Linked DNA regions of Mus musculus: region 2 is linked to region 1. A link is a loop called in an ENCODE intact Hi-C map of the cell type or tissue named here. Cell type or tissue: left cerebral cortex. All regions are shown on one strand. Each heading gives the region's core, and the rest is flanking DNA. Links, peaks and the distances in the headings are about the cores only.

Region 1 (4,384 bases), core at 62-4,061:
TTCTGCCTTAATGGAGACTAGGAAAATCAATTTGAGGAGTCCTGCATATTGCCCCACAAACCCCTCCAGAGAGAAGATGGAGGAGCAGAGGGAAGAGAAGGCCCAAGGCCCTCACAGAGTGTTTGTTCTGTCCCTGTTTGCTCTTTCTGCAAACCCAAAGCTTCTCCCCTTTGTTGCCACCATGTTTCTAGCCTCCACAAAATCATATTTATTTTGTTGCTTTGACTGGGACTGACTGGTCCTAAATCATGCCTTCCACTTAAGAGTTTGCTTTCCAGCCATCAAACCTCTGGGCCAAGAACATTCCAGCGAGAGACTCAGATCATGTCCTCTAACAAAGCACTGACTTCTTAGGCAGCTGAAAACCCAGCAGTTACCACGAGAAGCTCATGCAAAGGCAAGCAGACCATATCCCAGGATGGGAGGGGACAAGAGCTTGATTGTTCATATGAGCCCAAACTCATTTTGAAACTCTTATTTCCAGTGTGTATTGATTATGGAGGTATAGAAATATAGCTCTTGCAATAATGGTCAGCTGATATTGCCTTTGAAGTTATTTGGTCTACACTTCCCCCATGGTTTTAGAGACAGGATCTCACTGTGTAGCCTTGGCTGTCCTGAAACTTGCTGAGCAGACCAGGCTGGCCCAAATTCACAGGGATCCATTTGCCTCTGCCTCAAAAGTGCTAGGATTATAGGCATGTACTACCACATCTGGTTCACCCCCATCTTTTTATAGAGGAATGAACATAGGTTTAAGTATGGGGATGTAAATGTGTGGTCAGTGACCTCCTTGAGTTATGTAGCATATGACAGACCAGATCAGTAGTTCCATAAAGACTTCAAGAGTCTTTACTTTAAAAAAAAAAAAAGGCCCCAGGATGTTTTTGATACTTGGATAAGTTCATAGAAAAATGCATTAAGGCACATGCCCAAGGTTTCAATGGCAGAAGAGACACTAGACATTGGGCCTCCGTCTTTCTTCCTGGTATATACAACATGTGTCCACTGAGCAAGAAGTAAAAGCCTAATTATGTTGGACACAGCTACATCTGCTTCTTTGGTGGGTAGCTTTCACTGTCCTGGCTCGCAGTAGACAGGAAAGTCAGTGTGGCCCCGGATACATGTGATAAAAGGATCTATAGTACACCTTCTGGCTGACTCCTCTTTTTTTTCCCTCAGCACTTAAACTAAACACTGCACTCTGGTTGCCTTCCTCTGTGGGAATGGGTCAGCTGGAAGACATGTATGAGGTAGCAGTAAGCTGAGCCAAGATCTTCATGGACCCCTAGGCTTTTGTTTCCCTTTACATAAAATAGGAAAGACTTCTTTGAAATTATTGAGCCAACCAACCAACAAAACCCCCAGGAAAACAATAACAAAAATGAACTAGGGAGAGCTTCTACAACCAAAGACAGCACGAGTCCATTGGATGGGAAGTAGAAGCGCAATGGGCAGGAGGGCTTCTACCAACCATATGGATGGCCAGCAGACATATGGATCTGGGTCAATATGAAGAAGACGGGCTCTCTTCATTCTCTGTGATGTCCCTAAGTAAAGCACACTGAAGTGGGACGTCCTCAGCCTTCTACCTATCTCTGAGAGCTCAGAAGTCCCACCAATGAAAGAATGGAGGGAGAATATTGATTTTATTTTCTTTGTGTGTTTGTGTGATGTGTGTGTCAAGAGTAGGTGTGCAAATGCCATGACTCATGTGTGGAGGCCCGAGGGCTATCTCAGTGATGGCCCTTGCATTCTCCCTTGTTGGAGACAGCATCTCTTTGTTGCTCTGTGCTCAGCCTGGCTAGCTGGGCCTCAAGCTTCTGACATTCTTCTGTCTCTGGCTTCCGGCAGGCTGTAGGAACCCTGGGTTATAGAAAGAGCCATCTTCATACAAGTTCTGGGATGCACACGCTGGTCTTCAAGAGGAAGAATTTTTAGCAGTAGATAAAAATCTCCGCATTGCTTCGAAGCAGAAAGTGTCTTCTTTCTAACAAAAGGGGGAAAGGGTGATATCTTAAATGGAAAACAGAATTCATGCCTAAAGCTGACTGATTTTCCACTAAGACTATTTGTCCACGGTACAAGGGGATTCTGAGGCTGGAGTTCTCTGCCACTGGGCACCCGCTTCCTCCCACGTTCTAGAGCTGTTGAAGTTCTATCTGAGACTGCAAACTCATTTTAATAACAGCCTAAGCAAAATAAAATTAGAAAGGTGAGTCTGCGGGGGGCGGGGAGAGAATCATACATTGCAAGTCAAAGGCAAGTGCATGCTATTTTTAGATTCTGCATTGTAGGGGGTTATCTGCATTCCCCGCCCCTCTTCAGCCCCCAGACTTGCCTCACTCCCTCGTGGGTACTGAAAGTCAAATGGAAGCAGCACACACACACACACACACACACACACACACACACACACACACATCCGGGGCACACACGTACACTGACAGAGCTCCACTTAGCTCACTGCCTCCACCACCCACTAATGCGCGCTGGAGAAATGGAGCCACATTTGCAGCCTTGTTCTGAATGAAGACTTCTCTCTTAGTCACCACCAGCCTGGCTGGGCCCCCAGTGGATAGTACCATCCCTGCTATGAAGTACCAACGTAAATGGCTTTTGAGGTACCACGGGGGAAATATGCTGAGACTCGAGTACAATTAAAACAGTTATTAATACTTGCATTGTTCCTGGGGTGTGGGTGTGCGTGACACCTACCTTTTCCCTTTGGCTGGAGCCGAAACAAGAGAACATATGTTCTCAGCACTGGGGCTCCCTGCTGGAGTCACTAGAAGGAATGTTAAGTGTCAAGCCATGCTCAGCCCTCCTCCCTGCAGCTCCTGGTCCTCCCTGCCAATCTGCCCAGCTTGGTCATGGTGGAGAGCAGCAGCCACAAGACTTTTCCTGATGAATATTGCCACCTGTCTTTTAAGAAATGGTCTTAAGCAAAGGGTATGTCTGAGGAAGCCGAAAAGGTAAGATGGCAGTCAGGAAATGGCTACCATGTTGGGTTCTAGAAAGAAAAGAGAACAGCTATGTGAGGGCCTTTTACGTTTATAGGGAAGAAGTCTAAGGAATGATAATCATATCTCTCTCTCTCTCTCTCTCCCCTCTCTTCTCTCTCCCTCTCATTTTATTGCCATCTTGTTCCTAGATGGTTACCTGCCTTCCCCACTCCCTCCCTCTGACTCTATCTCTATTTATCTCTCTCTGTCTCTGTCTCTCTCTATCTATCTATCTATCTATCTATCTATCTCTTTATCTCTCCTTCTTTTCCCTTCCTGCCTCCCCTCCCTCTCTCCCTCTTTCCCACCCATTTCCCGGTCCATCTCACCTTCTCTTTTCCACACAGATGTTAAGAGCGTGAATGGATCTGGACAGTGTTTTGTGATTTTTAGACAAGTTACCTAGTATTCTGAGTCTCAATGTCCTGGATGCAGAACAGGGATAGCATTGCTTAATGAGGAAGAAACCGGACAGTGCCAGAGCAGAGCTGGCCAGGGTGGGCCCAGTGCCTGCCCCTGCAGGATTGGGATGGCAGAGGTCAAGATTCTCACAGTGTTGTAGCTGCTCCTCTTCCCTTGCAGTGGGTCTCAGACTGACGCAACGTGCACGATTCTGGGCTGGGCACTGAGGACTTTTCCGGGTATAAGTCTCTGAATCTCAGGGTACCACAGTCCTCGGGGGCAAACAACTTACTTCTTCCACTCATCTGCCTGGTATTGTCCTGACCAGAAGGGAAACCTTGCTTCCAGGTTTTCCAGAATATCAGGAGTAGGTGAAGATTCCTATTTTGAGTTTTGATAAGTCAAGCAAATAGAGCTAAAATCCTCCTTAGTCACTTGGAAACCAAGGTTCCTGGGACCCAAAACCTAGCAACCTCAGAAGTAGTTAGTTTGTTTGGTGTTAATATTTCCCTGCTGTTTAATAAACAGTGTCTCCCAGGTCAGAATCCAAGAGTGTGGAACCAGGAGAGGGTGTCAGGTGGAGTCCAAAGCAAAGACCAGACAGAGATCTGAATAGTCGGGGGTAGGAGTGGCGAAATAACCCAAGGAAGAAAAAGAGTAATCTTTGTAGCCCCTCTTAGCCAGAACATGAGGTGGTACAGGTCACCTAGTGAAGGCTGCGATGAAAAAGCCCAGGAGTGACTCAGAGCTGGAAGCTGAGCTGTGAGCCTTCACAGGCATCGCTGCACACTGGGGCTCTTGCATTCTGTACTGCCTGACTTCCGTTCCCAGTGGCCATAGATCTGCCTCTTGCTCCAGATTCTGAGCCCTTCTCTCTGCGCCTTCAAGTTCTGAGCTACAACCGTCATGCCATTTCCAGAGAAACTGCAAGTTTGCACTGCTAATTTAAGAAACCTTCAAATTCCAACTTACAAGTA
Region 2 (4,384 bases), core at 306-4,305, 85 kb before region 1:
GGGTCCTTGGACCTAGGGAAGATCACTCCTGCCGTAGCTTCGTGCGCCCCTCGACCGCCCTCGACCCCCGCCCTGGCGCAAATGCCGGCGCACCGCATGGCGCTTATCCGCGCCTGGCTGGGTGCAGGGCTGGGGAGCTAGGGGTCCCCAGGGGTGGGGGTTCCCTCGGACACCAAGTTTGTTCTTCAGACCCAAGAGTCGCCATCACCTATGTCTCACCCCTGTACCCCAGGCGCTGGCTCCGGCTTCTCTGCGTCTCCCTGACCACCTTAGGCAGCGCGCCCCAAGGTGCAAGACTCTCCGCTCCGGCGCTTGGCCTGCTGGACCTGGGGACAAGTGTTCAGACTGGGGGGCGTGTCCCTTTCCCGGGAGAGAAAAGGTTGCTAGGGGTGGGTCCAGGTGTCCGGCATGTCCAGACCTGCTCCCGGGGTTCCGTGCACCTGATCTGAGAGGCAGCCGGGACTGAGGGGTTGGCAAAAAGCAGGCATTTTCGATGGTTAGCAATCTGGGCACCAAATCGACACTTGGGCAGCGCGGGCAGTTGAGCTTCTAGGCTGTGGTAGAGGACGTGCCCCCGGGCGCGCAGATGGCAGGAGGGAGAGGAGGCGGCCGAACTCCGCGCCCTTGCGCTGTAGAGCACAGACGCTTCTCGGCTTTACCTGCTCAAGCCTCTAACTTTTCTCCTTCGCGCCCAGAGGGCAGCTTCTCCTTTCGCCCCCTTTGCATGGGTTGGCCTGGTCCAATAATAATTCTTGCCCCTCTAGGCAATGGAGAAGGACAGCCAAGAGCCCGGGGGAGGGGTCTAGTCCTCTGCTAATGCCTGGAGATGTACGGAGTTTGTAACCTGCCAGAGCCCAAAGCAATGCTCGGTAGATTAAAGGAGGAACCTAGCCCTTATTAGTGCTATGGCCGGGTCAGAGCCAGTCTGATGGCCTACTCAGAGCCAGTCTGATGGCCTAGTCCACTGGGATTCTGTCCAGAAGATACGGGTGCTGGGTAGCGGGTGGCCTCAAATGGTGAGCAAAGTAATGGACTTTCTCAGGCCAAGGGGGCCACCGGGTAACACACCAAGGCTAGACTTGCTTGCTTAACTCCTTGCCCCCCTGGACTCCTAATCTGACCTCTTCATCCCACCTGAGAGCAACAATCTTGCCTCCTGCTTCCAGTACACACCACACACACACACACACACACACACACACACACACACACACCACACACACCAATTTTCTTTCTTGGGGCTCTTCCTGCTTCCCTCCACCCTGGCAGGCTGGTTTGGCTCACAGCTTTAATTACGTTAATATTAAATATACATAAGGTGAGGAGCGGCTTTCTCTCTCCATAGCTCTCACTCCAACCCCCTTCCCTTTTCCATTTGTCAGGCAAGGAACACGGACCAGAGCTGTGGCCACACTCAGTTGCTTTGTCCCTAACCTTGCTCCCAGGAACAGCCCATTTCTCAGCCCTGCAGCCTCCTTCACAAATACCTGCAGGACTGCACCCACCCCCACCCAGGAGCGCTGCATTAATAAATGAAGCCCCAGTTATTTGATAGGGAAGGAGCAGATGGGGGTGGGGGTGGAGAAAGGCCCAGAAGGCCACAGGGCAACAGCTGGAGGGGCAGAGCCCTCTCCTACGCAGGCAGGAAGTTGCCACAACTAGGTCTTGTGGGTAGACAGGAGTTACCAGGTATGGCGGCCCTGGGTGGCCTTTGGGTCTGCAGATCCTTGGCTCCCTTGCCATTCAGAGCACCAGCATCTGTGCTGGGCGCCAGGCAGCCTTGCCAGACAGGCCTATCTTTTCCTTGGTGCCTTAATTGGGTCTTAGGTGCCAGGCTGATCCCCAGGGGCCTGTTCTGCTTGGGGTGGCATGGTAGGTGGGTGGTGGAGGCGGCTGGGGAGGGGGGAAGACGTAATGTGGGGAAAGCAAGAAAGATGGGGCGTGGTTTATTTCTCTCTCGTTGCCAGTCACCCCCGCGGCACCAAGGAAAATGTAAATGCGAATGTTCCAGCCTGTTACAGAAAACAATATCCTCTTGCAATAATTTGTACGTCCATCTGTGAGGAGCGGGAGGCGGCAGGCAGAGAGAAGAAAACAGGAGGAGATGGAGCGTCCTCTGGATGGAATTAAGCAGTTATTGAATGTGTTTTAAGCTTCTGTTATTTCCATTCCTCTCAAAATACCTTTTTTTTTTTTTTTTTTTTTTTGACGAAGCCCGAGCTCAGCCTGTTTCCCCAGAACTAAACCAGGAAGGTGTTTTAATAATCGGTTATCGAGTCTCCAATAACTGCCTTATTATTGCCAAAACAAATCCAGGTCTGGGCAGCCAGATGAACCCCAGTGAGGCTCTCTCTGTTGTTACATCCAGCGTGCCAGCATCTGTGTTGCCCGAATTTGCATTTTTACTGTGTAAAAGAACAAGCTTCCTCGGCACTAAAATTCCTGTTTTCTAAAAGCCAAAATAATGGGTTGCATTGATTTTTTCATTTCCCACCCCAACCTCTCCGATGGAGACTCAGGGTTCCTCTCTCTGGAGAAGACCAAATTAAAAGCCTTTGTCAGGCCATTAAGAAAATCTCTAGCATTCCGTTCAGTGTCTAATTAAAAAGGGGGGTTTACTGGGGGCATGTTTTTAAAATCTCGAAGTGGCAAGAACAACTTGGGGGTGGGGGTAGGCAAAGGACCAGTGAGTATCTGGGAGGAGGAAAAGGGTGGGCCAGGACCCTGGCTGCTAGGATAAGATGAAGGGAAAAGCAAGTGCCATGATACCCACCGAGCCTTTCAGATGCCTCCTTTTCCTGGGCATCAACACCAGCTGCCTTAATACATTTCTGCCGCAGAACGAGGAGCTCAATTAGACACAAAAAGCGAGTAAGCAGTTGACCCAAAGGCAGTCCTGAAGTTGAGCAGATGCTGGGCACTGGCCAGAGCCGCTGTTTTTCTTACAGAGAGGGGAGAGGTGGGCACACAAACAGTCAGCTTTGGCCTGCTGATGGTTTGCTCAAGAAGCAGTTAGACAAGGGGTCCCCAAACACAGGGCGAGGATATGCTTAGAACATGTCACAGGTGTGGAGCCTTTGGCAGGGGGTGTGTACCATAAGAGCCCTTAGTCTCTCCGTGTCTTTAGGGATGCCATCCTTGTGATTGGTTTGGTTCCCTGCCTTGGCTGGTGAAATACGACTTTATTTGTTCAGAGAGCTCTAGCTGGGTGATCAGGCCTGAGGCTGGAGGTTCCCTCCTTCCCTACGTTCTTGGAGGAAATGTTTCTTGGAGGGGAATTTGAAGTAGTTACAAGGGAAGGTCCCCTAGTTTACTGAAGTGCTTCCCTAGCCCCTAACCTAGTACATTGATTGGAATCAGGGTACCAGAATAGTGAACTGAATGCAGCAGAGATGGCAGGAGGCCAGGAACCTAAGAACAGGCTCCAGATTTGCATATCATTTGCATGTTGATTTGCATGCTCACCTAGCCAGGCCAAGAACCCAGCATCCTAATCCCAGCTTCAGTAGGAGTTAAGCAGTAGCTTTTTCCTTGCATGGAACGGAATGGACAGGAGTGGGAGAGAAAAGGCCTGGTAACTTCCATACAGTTTCCAAGTTTCAGGCCTACCCACACTTAGCACTGTCAGAGCAGCCTGGCAGCTCCCCGTTTCTATATCCAAGATAGAGAGTGGCTCTGGGTGATTAGGATAGGCTGGGTGACAATGGCCAGAGATAACCCAAGGCAGAGCAAATATGGAGTATACGCTGTTCTTCTGGTGCCTCAGGATTCCAGTTATAGGAACCTACCTAGGGGCAGTGCTAACCATCTGGGAATAGAGCATTCGAACAGTGGGAGCAGAATGCTTCGGGTTGTGGTTAGGAGTGACAAACCATAGGTGGATGGGATGGGAGTACTAGGGGAGGCAAGGTGCTGCCTTGTCCTTCAGCCTTTGGGGGGGGGGTGTTGACCATTGAGGCGTCATTTTTCCTGTGATTAAGGTTGTTTGGGCCCACAGAAGTTCTCTGGGGTCTGTGAGAAGGCAGATGAGCTGTATATTGCTTAAATAATGTTTGGAGGGCAGGCGCTTAGGAGAGCAGTGTGATGACTCTTGGCCAGCCAGCTAGGATATCTGTGGTGGGAGCACGGCCTAGGGATGGCCTTGTCTGTTTTTCTGGGGCCCTGAGCAAATCTCACCTGGTTCCAAGTCCTGGAATGTGCCTCTGCATGCTTGCTGGTCCAGAAGGGTTCTGGTCCATTCAAGCCCAGGGGGTTCATGCTTCAAAGGGTGCTCTAAGTGGGGGCTTCAGGGGGTGTGGAAATAGAGGGACAGAGTCAATCAAGTGCTTATCTGTTTCATATATTGGTGTGTGTGCGCGTGCGTGCTTGTGTGCGTGCATGTGTG

Evidence for each region. Peaks named below come from ENCODE experiments on the same cell type or tissue, not always from the same donor. Only the 100,000 strongest peaks of a DNase experiment are listed, where the experiment ranks them.
Region 2: a loop joins it to region 1, with 7 times the contacts of the local background. A loop is called at or near these places in 2 of 42 quality-filtered maps.

What each region holds. Positions count from the first base shown.
Region 1 is chr9:45,515,754-45,520,137 of GRCm38, forward strand. The region is part of intron 3 of Dscaml1 (DS cell adhesion molecule like 1); the gene reads left to right. Among named protein-coding and RNA genes, the nearest start is that of 4833428L15Rik, 87 kb to the left of the region's middle. In left cerebral cortex, for the core only: no CTCF peak of the experiment used is centred there; DNase peaks (open chromatin) are centred at 2,233 and 2,515; H3K27ac peaks cover 683 bases.
Region 2 is chr9:45,430,926-45,435,309 of GRCm38, forward strand. The region is part of intron 1 of Dscaml1 (DS cell adhesion molecule like 1); the gene reads left to right. 4833428L15Rik (RIKEN cDNA 4833428L15 gene) reads right to left here and starts at 307. Exons shown (of 5, transcript NR_040732.1): 1 at 220-307. In left cerebral cortex, for the core only: no CTCF peak of the experiment used is centred there; DNase peaks (open chromatin) are centred at 698, 883, 1,267, 1,987 and 2 more places; H3K4me3 peaks cover 2,774 bases; H3K27ac peaks cover 2,889 bases.